Linked DNA regions of Homo sapiens: region 1 is linked to region 2. The links are chromatin contacts, found by Hi-C or POLR2A ChIA-PET in ENCODE. All regions are on one chromosome and are shown on one strand. The core of a region is the stretch at or near the end of the contact, and the rest is flanking DNA. Distances in the headings are between cores, read along the strand shown.

Region 1 (7,300 bases), core at 914-3,413, 190 kb after region 2:
GGTGTAGTCCCAGCTGTCTGACTCTGGCTCAGGAGCAAGGGCTTCTGTATAAACAAGTAAGGGGGCAGGAGATCCTGCAGGAGGCCTTGCCTGCTGATCGGCACATCCTTAGGGCCACGCAGTGAAAACACCCTCTCAACATCCCTTTGGAGATAACTGGTGAAGTGCAGTTGGCTACTCCTTCTTCCCTATAGGGCTTCCTGCCTCTCACGACTTTGCAGCTCAGCCCAGCAGGTTGCCTGTGGCCACAGGGGCTCAGGCTCATCCTCACTGTCCCTTGCCCCAAGGATTCTTGGGAACCATAACAGAGGCCCCAAACTCCCCACCCCAGCCCCACAGTGGCTGTCACGGTTCATAAAGTGGCATTTTGTGTCGCTAAATGCTTCATTTACAGTTTTCCCAATATTACATAACACCATTCCAATTAAGAAAAACCTGCTGACTTTGCAGTCCTGTTTCAGGAGTGTCCCTTCTTTTCACCTCTCCGCTCAGAACATCCTAACTAAGCAGATAGCTATAAACAGACTGTCTTGTGGTTTGACACCACAGAGAGTGCCTTTTCCGCAAATGTCTCCTCCTCCTTCCTGCTCCTCTTTGGCTCATCTCTGGGGACTCTCACCTGTCACTTGCGATTCCATCATTACCTGTGGCAGGGCCATGGTGATCTCCAAACCTCCCGGTGATGTCTCCAAAAGGGCATGGTTGACAGCAGCCAGGTGAAGAGGAGGAGGGGTCGGGATGTTGGACTGCACGCCACCCCTAGGTTTGGATTGGGCTGTGGCAGGCCAGAATGTGGCTGCATTTGTCCAGCATTTTTTATTTTTTATTATTTTTTAATTTTTATTTAAAGATGGGGTCTCACTGTTTTGCCCAGGCTGGAGTGCAGTGGTGCCATCGCTGCTCACTGCAGCCTTGAACTTGGCTCAAGTGATTCTCCCACCTTAACCTGAGTAGCTGGGACTGCAGGTGTGTGTCACCATGCCCGGCTATATTTTTTTTTTTTAATTTTAAAATTTTTTGTAGAGATGGGGTTTCACTGTGTTGCCCAGGCAGGTCTTGAACTCTTGGGCCCAAGTGACCCTTCTGCCTCAGCCTCCCAAAGTTCTGACATTTAAAAATGAGCCAGGCTTTGTGCTCAGAGCTTTGTACGTATCGCTCAATTTATAAGATAAATACTATCCTCACTCACATATGAAAAATGAACTGAATCTGAGAAGTTAGATAATTTTCCTGAATTCCAGCTATTAGTGTCACAGCTGTAAGTAGTACATCTTGAGTCCGATTTCAAAGACTGAACTCCTTTTTCCTTTTTCTTTTTTTGAGGGTATCACTCTGTCTCCCAGGCTAGACTACAATGGCAGGATCATAGCTTGCTGCAACCTTGAACTCCAGGCTCAAGGGATCCTCCTGCCTAAGCCTCCTGAGTAGCTGGAATTATAGGCATGTACCACCATGCTCGGCTAATTTTTGTATTTTTCTGTAGAGACAGGGTTTTGCTATGTTGCCCAGGCTGGTCTTGAACTCCTGGGCTCATGTGATCTACCCGCCTCAGCCTCCCAAAGTGCTGGGATTACAGGCGTGAGCCACCGTGCCCAGTAGCTCTTAACTGCTGGCTATCTTAGAAAACCTCTAGAAAAGTCTTCATCAAAGTGTGGGGTAAGGAAGGGAGGAAGGTGTGCTTTTTAAAAATGCAGATTCCTGGGCTTATAGCTACCTATTCAAACTTTCCAGGGCTGGGCTCTGCGTTTTAAACAAGCTCTCTGGACAATCTTGGTGCACACCTTGGTGGCTCTGGAGCATTCTACTTGGTTCTGCCTTCCCTCCCCTTTACATCCCCAGTGTCCGCAGACTCTGTGGGGTGCTCTGGGATGTTTACTGCTCCAGCCTGCAGGGAGCCTGACGGTCTTTGAAGCCTCCGGAGATTTCTACGGTGCCCAGTGGGTTCACCTAAGTCTTTCTGACTCCAAGTCTGAACTATTTAACAACCAAAGGCTTGTCAGATGGGTTTCTGTCTTGGGAGACCTACAGAGTGTGGACAAAGCCGCCGTGGGCTTAGGGACTTGCCACCTTGGAGGTTAGGTTTTTTCCCTGCAGTGTGCTCAACCCTGCTTTCTTTGTGGAGCCACAGACTTCCCCTTCTGCAGAGTCATGGGCTGAGTGGCCTGTCCCCAGAGACAGCACTGTCTCTCCTCTAAGCCAACAGAATGAGACCATTGTTTTCATTAGCTCCTGCCCCTTTAGCCTGGGATCCACCTCAGTGTGGATGAAGACAGAGGCGAGACTTTCCCTCATTTCAGTTTTGTTGCAGTAACTGCTGGAGCCGAGGCGTCGCAGGGAAGAAGCCATATGAGTTCACAGGGAGGGAAGCGGCTGTGCGTGCTCCGCTGCGGGGGTGGGAGGGGGTGGGGTAGGGAGGTCTTGGCAGCTCCTCTCGGTTAGATGGGTGTGATTGTTCTGTAACCGAGTGTGTTCCAGACAGTCTGTTTGACTGTTTGTCCTCTAATTCATTACTTCAGTTTGGCCCTGCCTTCATGATACATGTGTTAATCACTCTGTTTCTAAAACAAAATTGGAAACAGTTCCTGCAGCCTCACTGGGACCCTGGGTGGCCGCCACGGGCACCCACATTCTTTGTTGAATCTGGCCCCTTGGTGCTCTTTGGGGCTGCTTAAAAGACTCTGTTTCTCCCACCTTAGGAGCTGCCAGCCCCTCAGATCCGGAGCTGGTGGAGAGCACAGCAGCGTCAGCGCAGGCCACCGTGGGAGGGAGGGAAGGGGACTCGTGTATGCAGAGCCATGTCTGAACTGAGCTCAGGGCTAGAGACCCACACAACAGCGGGGAAGACGGGGTTGATAGTTTATAGTTTGAGCTCCCTGAGGGGCTCCTGAGGACTTCGGAGAGGTTAAGAAATGTGTCTCAGGTCCCTGCTAATAATTAGCAACATCTGGCTTCAGAGCCTGTGCTCTTTCTTCTATCCTGTTTGAACCGCATGGCACCCATCACCCCACTTCTCAGGTTGCCTTGTGGACCAGGTGATATTTGAGGGTTGTGTTAGAAGGGGACTAGCTAATGCAGATACTAATACTAGCTAGTGAGCCCAGTGTGAACAGTGTCTGCTCTGTAGAAAGATTTTTTTCCGACCTGAAGTAGTAGGACCACCCTCCTGCGTGGTTATTCTGGATCATGCCTGTTCCTCCTCAGGTTTATTTCTCTCCATCTATGTTATTTATGATTTACTTGTTCCTTGACACTGGAGACCATGTTGGTTTCATTCACCTCTGCGTCTGCAGTGTCCTGGCCCGTGCCTGGCACTCACTGAATCCTCGTGGTTTGTTGTTACAGCTTAGCTGTATGCTTCCTCAAGGCAGGAATTGGGGCTGCACACTCACCATTTTCCCCAGCACTGAGAATAGTGTCTGGCATAACGAATGAAAGTGAGTAAACAAAGGTATCCACTTGAGGCTTAGTACTGTTATGCAAAAAGCACTGGCTTTGGAGTTAGAATGTGGCTTCTCGCCCTGCTGTCACTCCTCATCTGGCCCTCAGCTTCCCCAAGTAGAGTAAGTCCCTCTTGCTCCAGGTCTGACCAGTGGTTCTCTGTGTACATGAGGTGTGTGAGGTTCCTGAAGATGGAACTTGAGCTACTCAGAGGAGCTCATTGGGCATCCACAGCTGCAAAGGGTTAGAAGTCAAACCTTTTCATTTCTTTCCTTTGGTTTTACTTCTTAGATGAATCTTTTTTTCTCACTATAATGTGAAAAGATAGTTGGTTTCTTTTTCTGCGAAATAGACAAAGAGGTATATTTTGGTGCAGATCATTCCTCAGCCTTGCAAAATTACCCTGAAGCCCTTACTAAGCGCACAGGGATACATGTCCCCTTCACCCCACTCTTAGTAGTATTGGGGCAATACTTTAGGTCACACACTTTTAATGCATGTTTAATTCCTGGAGTCCATTAAAAATAAGAGGGCCAGGGAGTTACCCAATCAAGAATTCATTGAGTTCTGGTGCCCAGAGGGCTTATGTTCCCACGCTGGCCTTTGCAGTAGTGATGATGATCTTTCCCCCAGCACTACCGTATTATCCAGCATCATCTGGGAGCCCCTGGACACAGCCATCATGCAAGCACATGGCAGCTGGTGGCATAAAGAATCCACTGCACCCCCACCTCCACCCCCAGACCTGCCCTGCAATTGCACAAAAAGGAAAACAACCATAATCATCATCCTGATGAGAATGATAATAGGCACTTAGAGCTTTCACATCTTTTATCCAAGGGATACAATATGCTCTCCCAAAAAATTTTTATTCCAGTGTTGTGGGAAGTAGAAGGGGCACAGTAGTGGAGTTGGCGAGATGCTGTAGTGACAGGAATGAGGGAGAAGCCAAGGGGTCTGGCCTCTGGAAGGTCCCTCTCCTGAGGGGCAGCCTGAGTCCTCTGTGGGCTTCTACTAACACCTTCCTCTCTTTTTTTTTTTTTTTTTTTTTTTTTGCATTCAGCATGATCTACACTTTAGTGAGCTCTTAACGCAAAGACCATGCACATCATCAGAGACTGAGATGGGAGAGGCCTGAGACGGAGAGGTGCATTTCTGCTGGTGACTGGAGGAGGGACCAGAATGAGGATACGTGAGAAATAGACCCGGCAGGCAGTCAGACTGAATGGGAGCTGGAATCACGCAGCAGCTGGGAGCCGAGTTAACCCTGCGTGTCTGTGTCACCCTGTTTGTCAATCTTTGGCATTCGAATTCCACACACGGGGTCCTAGAGCCCTTCTGAGCATCAGTGGTGTGGGGGAGTAGGTGACGAAACACTAGACCTCTCCTGAGAGAGAATTGCTGCTTCCTGAATCCACTTCATTGAACAGCACCTTGCAAGTTCAAATGAGTTCCTGGGAGCGGAGGCTGGAAGGCCACAAGGTGCTTGCTAAGGAACAGAATGACCCAGAGTCAAGGCCAAGTCTGCAGGGACCTGTTGAAAGCCTCGAGAATGTCTTGGCTGCCCAAGACTCTTGTTGCCTTTCTTCCAAGCCATGGCCATGCCCTTTTTCTCAAATGGGAGGGGCTGGAGGGTGTGTGGGATTTGTCTTCAGCTGCAACCAGCCTTGAGCCTGCTGGGCTATTTTCAGCTGAGGAGGGGTGAATATAGGAAAAATGCATTTTTGAAACGTTTGCAACATGATCAAGGTGTTAGTTCTCCACCACACAAGTTGTATTCTTCTTTTGCCACCTCAAACCATCACAGAGTCTTTAAATGCAAATCAATTGGTCAATGCTAGTCAAAGCTATGTTCTTACAAAAACCCCAGACAGCTCAGAGCTCAGAAAATCCTGTGGAGTGGCTGCTCTGTACCGTGGGCATCCGGCAGCCAGGAAGTGAGACAACATAATTATAACTTTGTTTTATGATGCTGCATCATTTGTACTGTTTAGGTCGACGTGAGGACATCATCTTATTTAGAATTTTCCGTTTGGCATTCTCTTTTGGGTGGGAGTTATGCTGGGGGTTGTAAATAATGACAAGGCTGAGATTTTTATGATGTTTAAATTGGGCACAATGATTTTGACCTTATTCCCCAAACTTCTTTTCTTTTCTACTGTTTAACATACACAGGCTATTTATACACGTCCCCAGCTCCCATCTGAAACCTGTGACTCAGGTTTATGAATGGTGTTTGTGTAGCAACACATTGTGTGCTATGTTTATTAAAATGCAGCGACAACTTGAGTGTCTCACTTAACTGGCTCTCTCATTTCAACCATTACAGCTGAATTTGTCTACATATGGTTGGAAAACTGATAGGAAGAAAAGGCAAATTTTCAAAAAGGCATCATGCTGCTAAAAATTCTGTGGAAAACAAAATGCAGACTTTTACTCTGAGGTTTATGGTATAAAACTGGAGAATTTGAGGTGATGATTTTGGGAGAAGGCTTCCTCTTGGCCAATGCCCTTTTTACCGACCAGGTAACTGTTGTTAGGGATAGAGTTACCTTTCGGCTGCTTGGGCCTGGCTTTGGCTTCATTCCTGAGAAGACTAGTGACCCTCATCCAGAGAGGCAAGCCTTGGATGGCAGGCTGCAGACGCTAATCTAATCGCACAGCCGTCCTGCAAATGCAACTGGATGTAGAAGGTGAATGGTCTGTGTTACTTCTCACCATGGAGCTGTTTTGTTTCTATACTCTGTCTTCTTTCAGAAAGATTTGTAGTGGCTCATAATAGGAGACACAAGTACACAAAGACCATTAAAATGGAAGTAGAAATGTCTTTTTTTTTTTTTTTTTTTTTGAGATAGGGTCTCACTCTGTCGCCCAGGCTGGAGTGCAGTAGTGCAGTCATGGCTCTCTGCAGCTTTGACCCTCCTGGGCTCAGGTGTTGCTCCCACCTCAGTCTCCCGAGTAGACTACAGGTGCACACCACCATGTCTGGCTAATTTTTGTATTTTTTGTAGAGATGGGGTTTTGCCATGTTGCCCAGGCTGGTCTCAAACTCTTGGACTCAAGCAATCTGCTCACCTTCACCTCCCGAAGTGCTGGGATTATAGGCTAAGCCACTGCCACTGGCCTGACAGCTCTTATGTTTATGAAAGAGAAACATCCAGATATTTCCCTCCGACAAGTTGTGATTGGGAAGTAATTCTCGTGATCTGTTGGGAGTTTCAGTGAATTTTCAGTTCCTGGGAGAAGCTAATCATGATGATAAAGATAAGAGTAAAGGGCACAGTTGATGGGGCACGTGCTGTGCGCCAGGCACTGTGTTAAATGCTCACGGGGTGACCTCACCCACCCCTCACAGTGATCATGCACAGCAGGTTAGCTGTTCTCGTCCCCACGTCACCCATGAGAGAACTAGGGAGCCTCAGGGAAGGTGAGTCTTCCCTAGGTGAAGTAGCGCAGAACAAGGCCTTGATGCTACGAAGAAGTGGCCAAATAATGACAGTTATAAACCAAGGCACCTGGCAGTGATCTAGATGCTTCATATGCTTTTCCCTGATCCTCATGACAGTACCACAAGGTGGATATGATCTCTCTTTTATAGATGAGGAAACTGAGAAGAGGAGTCACTTGCAGAGAGCCACAGCTAGCAACGGGTATGTCTAGCTGTAGCTGGGATTTAAACCCAAGTCCGCCTCTTCTCACATAATTTTGTTCTTATTGCCCAGTCTCTTATTGTGTATCCCACAGAAGTGACCAAAGGGAAGAAGAGAGGAAAAGCAGGAGAAACTCCTCTGTTTTCCAAAATACAAAGTGAATATTTTCCTTGAGAGACAAAAAGCTCACCTTTCCAAGCATGCGTCAAGGA
Region 2 (7,444 bases), core at 2,066-4,565:
AATATGCCATTCATACCTCCATGTTTTTGCTTATGCTATCCGTGAGAGGTAGACCCACCTCTCTACCTTTCCCTGTGCCACCTAGTTAGAACTAATCATTCCCTACTTTGTCTTTCTGTATTTTGAACTTTGTCTTTCTGTATTCTGTTTCTATATTTTGCTTATTTTCTATTCTAGTACTTCTTCTGAGAAGTACTATATGCTTTATATTATAGTTAATTGCCTTCCCTCCAGATTGTAAGCTCCTTGAGGGTGCACTGAATTTTATTCCTTTCTGTATTCGTGTAACATTGATCACACAGAGCTTTACTCATAGTAAGCCTCTCAATAAATATCAATGAATGAATGGGTACTATTCACAGCACACAACGTGGGTAATTGGGAGGCTGGCCTTGAAGTATGTCTCATAGCTTCAAAATTTCTGATCTTTCTTCACCGTAGCTAAAAGTTCAAAAGAAAATCATCTAGTTCCTGGGGAAGTATCCTACGGGCCAACTTACATGGAAATGCAGCTGCACTCTCGTTTCATTTTGCTCCTGTGGTTTTGTCTCATGGCCCTGACTTGAAATTTCAGTTGGAAACTTGAAATGCAACCAAAGTAGTTTCTTCTGTGTCACCCAATAATAAGGCTTTCTAAACCCTTCAATTTTACTCAAACATTTCTCTTGAAAATCAGCTCTGCTGCAAAGTGGGGCTAATTCAATAGCCACCCATGCGGATGTAGTTGTGAGGATGAGTTTAAATGGGACATTTTTAGACTCTCCAATATGTCAACAAGTTAAAAGTTTCATTCATTTAAAAAATGTAAATAAATGCAGCTGCATCTGGCTATATGGACATTAAAGTGAGATCGTGGTTCTAAACCAAGTGACAAGATGCTGCAAACTGAGGGAGATACCCAGCTTTGAAGATAATTTAAGAAGCATTAATAAATATATTTAGAAAACTCATGCAGCCAAACCCCTACCTCCAGCTCATGTTTTTTTACCCTGTAAGCTAGCAGAATTTGTAATGACAGCTTAAGAACAACAAATAAAGAACTGGCTGCTTACCAAAACCAATTAAGTGGTGAGAAAAGGAAGTCACATGCATTAAACTTGCATGTTGGAATTCTCCATTATTGGACTTAAAATAATTATACAATTTCATACTTAAAGTAATTATACAATTTTGCATTTCTCATTAGAATATTTTTATAGAATTAAACAGTGTTCAACTTTCGAAAACTAGATTTCCAGAAATCAGCCTGCAAGTCTGTTTGCTTGAAGATAGAACGCATTTTCTTATAAAAATGGTATTATAAATGCAGGTGGGTACCCAGATTAGCCCACTAAAGTCATTCATACTCATTTATATTGATGCCATATGATGTATTTACAAGAAAAAATTAAGTAAAAAATTCCATTGCTGTATTGGCATGTATGTAAGTAATTTAATCTCCCATCTCTGAAATTTATTAAGAAAGGTTTTCATTTTTACTAAATGGTGAATGAAAAGCACAGCGGAAAGCAGATTTAATTAAGGGCTGAAAATATAGATGAGTACCGTGGTGGAGATTCCGAAGGGAAATTTGGGCCCTTTCCAGGACTTTCTAATTTGATGTTACTGGCTCTTTATGACATTAAGTGTCACTTCCAAATTTATGGCTTTCCTTTTTCCTCATATGGTTGTATCACTGGCACTACTTTAGGCTTATCATACATGATTAGGGTCATTTTTCTTTGGCTTACAAATGGAAGAAAAAGGGGACAAAATGGGACATTTTCTTCTGAGATAATTGAGCAAAAGTTAGATAAGAGGAAAGAGGGAGAAAAGGCCCTTAAAAAGGATGTGCATGCATATTAAAAATAAATTTCCTATAGTGGTTACCCTGAGCTGAGTCAGCAAAAATGCATGATTTCCTAAAGAAGAAAGAAGCTATTCATTAGATTTGAGAGTTCTTTGCAGTCCCAAGCCATGCTATTGCTTCTCAAAGGGTAGAGGCTACCAGAGGAACAAGCACAGAAAGAGCTCTGTATGCAACTGGCTATTCTTTTTTAGAGAAGATTCACAAATTGGGTGTTTATAGCTTTGCAATTCATGGTACTCTGTCATTAACTAATTTTGTGAGCATAACTATGATTTATTTCTCTTTCATTTTCCATACACAGAAAACGACTGTATCTTATCTTATTTTTAAAAAATCTTAATGTCTCTCACTCTTTGTAAGCATCACCTCCAATGGACTCCAAAACTCATGGCCCCTCCAATTCAACTTGCTACTGCTGTTTAGATAATACTTTTCAGAATCTTCCCCAGCCAAGACAAGTCCAGTGGCTTCCAATTTTCTTCACACGTTGAAACTTTTCTGCCGGATGTTCAGGGCCTCCATAGAATGGCTTCACACTTCCCAGTCAAGCCCACACCTCCTCCACTTCCTATCAGATGCCTCTGCTCTGGTTTGGCCAGAATCTTTCCTATTGTTTGAAAATGCCACAACCATTCCAGCTTCTATGCATCATCAATTCATGTTTTCCTTCTTAAAATTCATTCTTTTTCCTCCTTGGCTACTTAAATTCCATCTATTTGTAGGAAGCAACATTTGGGGTGTCTATTCTACGTAACAATAATTTTGGGCAATGAAGCCCTAGCAACGATTTTGTACTACATGACCCTGCTTTCTTAGCCACACTTGATTGGACTAACAGAGTACCTATGACCTAAAATGGAATGATCAAACTCTCTTCCCTAGGAATTTGGAAATGGAACTGAAAACCAGTGTGGGTGTCTGAAGATGGAACATGTGACTTAGGAACACGAAATAGAATAGCCACATTCTATTTTCTGGAAGAGAAACTATGGCAGCCTCATGGTAGAAAGAGAAAGAGTGTATGTAATAGAGTACTTGGTAGAAAATAGCAGAAACAAATTCTAGTTAACTTAGCAGAAAATATTTACTCTAAGGATATGATGTAGCTCATAGGATCAATGAGAAGGCTAGGAACCAGGTTTGGAGAATGGACCAAGAGAGATTAGGCAGCCCAAAGACAGCCAAGGTGTCTTCCTAGGAACAGTCCAGTTAGAATGCCACTGTAAGCTCCACTCTTGCCTCTTCTCGTCAACCCCTCCGTATAGTAGCTGCAGTGATCTTTCTAAAATTTAACTCAGATTATGATATTCTCCTGCTATTGTATAATAATTTCTCTGGTCTTTGTCCTAGTTCCTGGCATGGAGACTCTAATACCATTGGAATTTTCCAAGTTGTCTTTGTTATCCATGGTGGGTCCTGATTGCTTATGCTAATGAGGTGACTCATGCTAGGCCTCTAGACAGCTTCTGCAAATGAGAAGATTCAGGATGTGGGTAGGCTGAGTCAGAAAGACCAACCATGAGATTAGAAGGTTGGAGCTTTGAGCTATGTGATATCAGCCGGATCTCTGGAGAGGGGAGGGAAGCTGGAGATTGAGTCTAATCATGTGGGCCAATAATTCATTGAAACATGCCTGGGTAACGAAATTCTAATAGAAACTCAACACAGAAGTTTAGTGGAGCTTCCTGGTTGGTGCTGGGAGGGTGACACGTCCTGATTCTATGGGGAAAGAGGGCACAGGAGCTCTATGTGTGGGATCCTTCTGGATCTTGCCCTGTGTGTCTGTTTGTTTGCCTGCTTCGGATTTGTATCCTTTATCATAAAACTGTAATTACCAGTACTCTCCTGCGTACTTTAGTTCACGGGAGTTCTGTGAGTCATTCTAACAATTAACAAACCTGAGGGGGCCATGAAAATCTTAGAATTTGTAGCTAGTTGGTCAGAAGTGTGGGTGGTCTGAAGACCCTCAAACTTGCAGCTGGTTTCTAAATAGGGACAGTGCTGTTGGAGACCATGCCTTTTGGCTTGTGGAGTCAGTGCTGACTCTGGGTGGTTAGTGTCAGAATTGTATTGCATTACACCACCTGCTTAGCACTTCCAAATGGTTTTTATTAGACCAGAATAAAACAAGTGTTCACAATGGCCTGCAGTGACCTTGCCAGACTTGCTTCCTGCCTGTCTCCCTGGCCTTACCTCCCTCTACTCTCCTCCATATGCACTGCATTCCAGGATGACATTTCTTCTGTCCCTCGCACACACCAAGCTGACTCCATTTCAGTGCTTTGCACTTGCTCTTTCCTCTGCTTGGAATACCTTTCTTCCAGATCTTTGTGTGGACTTCTTTGAGGGTAGAAGTACTGTTGGTCTGGTTCACTTTTATACCCAAGACCTACAGCAGTAACTGGATTGGTTGATTGATTATACACTCATAGGTCACATAAGAGATCTGGGTGGGTCTGTTCATTATAATTCTGCAACCTACAGGATCAGATTCTAGGTCTGTCTTTTTAGCTAAATTGGCTCTTTGGCTGTTAAGAGATAAGAGGTTCTTTCTGTGCTGTTATCAAAGCTTTTTGGCTCTTGGACCATGGCATTAGCTGAGATATTTAAGCCCCAAGTTTGTAGTTTTCTTTCTGTGAACTCACCAGTGCATTCAGAAATAGTCAGTTCATTCAGAGTCTTTATATTTATTGCTCCCTCCAAAATAGTTGCAATCACCACTTGGTCTCCACAGGGAGAAGGAAGCCTTACCTTCCATATGCACTTCATCTCAAGCAGTCAGCAGTGATAATTTAACTAACAATTTGCTACAGCATCCCATGGACTACCAGTATCTTATTTTCCACTGGCATTGAGGTCATCATCTCATGCACGCCAACTCAGATAATCAATCCCAGATCCTATCTTTGAATCAGTTTCCTGGAGCTATTTTAGGAATATTTTGTTTATTCAGGGAAGCAAAACTGCTCTATGTTTTTAAAATAGGGAGTTCAATTCAGGAAATTGGTAACAGAGGTCTTGGAATGGTGGGAGAACAAAGAGGAAGGCAAAATGACTCAAAGATTGGTAATTTTAGGACGCCACTCCACCTCTAGGGCTGAGTGCACAGAAGCGAACACCATGTCACCAGAGCCCATGACCGCTGTGCTGCTGAGGCTGCTGCTGATGGAACTTGACTGCCCAAGGAGGAACTCAAGAGCTCTCAGTTACTCTTGGCACTACTACGACCACCACCATTATTGCTTTTGTCACTGCTGTCACTATTGCTGTTGCTATTGCTGCTGTCACTGCTAGAATCAAGAAAACACATGGCTTCTCCCTGCCTCCTACTTTCCAGTATCCTGCCACTGCCTCCCATGAGCATAATCAGCTGGCAGATGAGTCTGGAAAATGTAGTCTTCAGGCTTCTGGCCTGAGGGAGGAAGTAGAGTGGGGTGAGTGTTAGCTAAGAGACCATGGATTCCATGTGGCACAAACTCAGAGGTCCTGCTCAGATAAGCCTTCCTTGCCCCTGATACCAGAGCAGATCACGCTGAGCTCACTCTCAAAGCCATTGGCACTTTCTTCTCATAGAAGTTCCTACAGTTTGTGATTGCATATTGCAATGTATATGTACAAACGTATGTGTGTATCTCCTATGTGTGCAGAAGCTCCCCAAAGGCAATGACTGTGTAGCTTTTGCTGTCCACCATACCTGTAGCTCCTACACATGGTGGGGACTCAAATGTGTGTTGAACCAATGAACGGCTTCAAACAGCTCTGCCTTTCTGCCCATCCTTCACCCTTGTCTCTTCTCTCATCTTAATTCAGTCCCTTTCTATTATAACGTTCAGAGTCTACAATGAACTGTGAGACTTGGAGTGAGAAATGAGCTTTTAGATGAGTTCTCATCATCTTTAAAAATACGTATTTCACAACAGTATCAGTTAGGCTACCCAAATTCCCAGGCATTCTAGTCCTTTCAGAATTCCTGCCCCTCAGCATGAACATGCAAGTCTGTGTGTCCCTCCTCTTTTCAGGTCACATTAAGCTTAGGTGTCGGGTTGGAAGACTAGGTGCCATAGGAAGGATATAAAGGCAGTGGCTGTAAGAACAAACATCATTAAGTTCTTGGCGGAGGAAGAAGGGGCACAGAGGAGGGGATTTATGTGAATAAAGAGTCTGGGTCAGGGACTTGTGGCCTTGAACAAAGTGTGATGAAGAGGGTAATTTCCCCTGAATCAGCTTGAACATCAGGCTTCTAGTCACTATTTGGCTTTTGCAACATTAAAAATTACTATGTGGCTTAGTGTGCTAGGGCTGCTGTAACACAATACCACGGACTGGGTGGCTTCACTATAGAAACGGATTTTCTCCTGTTCTGGAGGCTGGGAAGTCCAACATCAAGGTGTTGGCAGCTTTGGTTTCTCCCGAGGCCCCTCTCCTTGGTTTGCAGGTGGCTTCCCAGGGTTTCTCTGTGTGTTTGTGTCCTAAGCTCCTCTTCTTATAAGGACACCAGTCATACTGGGTTAGAGCCCACCCTAATGACCTCATTTTAACTTAATTACCTCTTTAAATACCTTATCTCCAAATGCAGATACATTCTGAGTTACTTGGGATTAGGACTTCCAACACATGAATTTTAAGGGAACACAATTCAGTCCCTAACACCAAAGCAGCAAGCTTTGTTTCATTCTTGTATGTTTGGATACAACTTTTATGGAAGTTTTTCTCAAACGGAAATCCCAATATATGAAGTTATATCTCCCATGCTGTTAATTTCCAGAAGGCTTACAGGGAGAACTGAAATGGTTTGCAAACAAAAATGACAATAGAACACAGTAAGATGCTGCACTTCCCGCTCTCCCAAGACACCCAGCCTCCAAACTGCACTGTGGTGCCATCAGTTAGCATGAATTAGGAGAGACACGAGGTTAGACAGCCCAGCACGTTGTAGTCAACCTGGAGGGGGTAATGAATGCTGAGCAGCGTCAGGGGAAATTAGGAGGAGAGGTCACAGAGGTGTGGTGGAGCTGGAGTCTCATGCCTTGGTGAGAAGTGGAGAACAAAGAAAAGGGAGGAGTTCCATTCTGACCCAGTGTGTGTCACTTGGTTTAGCAAATTTATAATCATGGGTCCCAGAGAAAATTTATGTAAAATACCCTTATCCAACCCACTGCTCCAGGAAGCACCTATTTTTCATGCCTTCTGTGAGTTGTCAAAATGTATCTTCCAACTTTAATGAAACTCTAAGGTCAGCAGAGCCTCAGCTTTGACAAATAAAACCATTCAAGTCTGTATCTCCCTCATTGTCCTCCAGTGATCCTCATGGAACACCTTTCCTGAAGAGATGATGATGGGGCCATTTGACATGGGACACAGCAGGTGCTGGAAGAAGCACATATTTTTAGTGACAAAGACTGTGACTATGGTAAGCCAGAAACAAGACACTCAACCACTGAATTAGGACTTTTGAAGTAGTAATTGGTAGTGGTAAGATGGGTGAGTGAGTACCTAATGGGCCCACCTGTGTGCATACACGCAAGGTTGTCTCCATGCTGGAGGCTGAATGAACAAAAGAATATTATCTCCAAAATTGCAAGATTTCCTAACAAC

What was found. Hi-C counts contacts between places; a loop is a spot of excess contacts on that map. ChIA-PET counts read pairs that join two places held with the same protein, here RNA polymerase II (POLR2A). Pooled maps may share reads with other maps.
Region 1: a pooled map shows a loop between it and region 2 (5-fold over the local background). The contact joins two enhancer-like sites. A Hi-C loop is called at or near these places in 2 of 50 pooled maps. POLR2A ChIA-PET finds 5 or more read pairs at or near these places in 2 of 52 experiments (HEK293 and WTC11).

The regions. Positions count from the first base shown.
Region 1 is chr1:224,734,828-224,742,127 of GRCh38, forward strand. It overlaps CNIH3 (cornichon family AMPA receptor auxiliary protein 3), which reads left to right. Exons shown (of 6, transcript NM_152495.2): 6 at 4,502-5,727. The coding sequence ends at 4,529. Among named protein-coding and RNA genes, the nearest start is that of CNIH3-AS1, 7.9 kb to the left of the region's middle. RefSeq lists enhancers at 411-480, 1,955-2,014, 2,365-2,414. Within about 2 kb of position 2,164, at least 5 of the 41 ENCODE cell types and tissues checked have a DNase peak (open chromatin) inside an H3K27ac peak, as active enhancers do.
Region 2 is chr1:224,539,681-224,547,124 of GRCh38, forward strand. It overlaps a transcript of CNIH3 not described here. Among named protein-coding and RNA genes, the nearest start is that of CNIH3-AS2, 73 kb to the right of the region's middle. Within about 2 kb of position 3,316, at least 5 of the 41 ENCODE cell types and tissues checked have a DNase peak (open chromatin) inside an H3K27ac peak, as active enhancers do.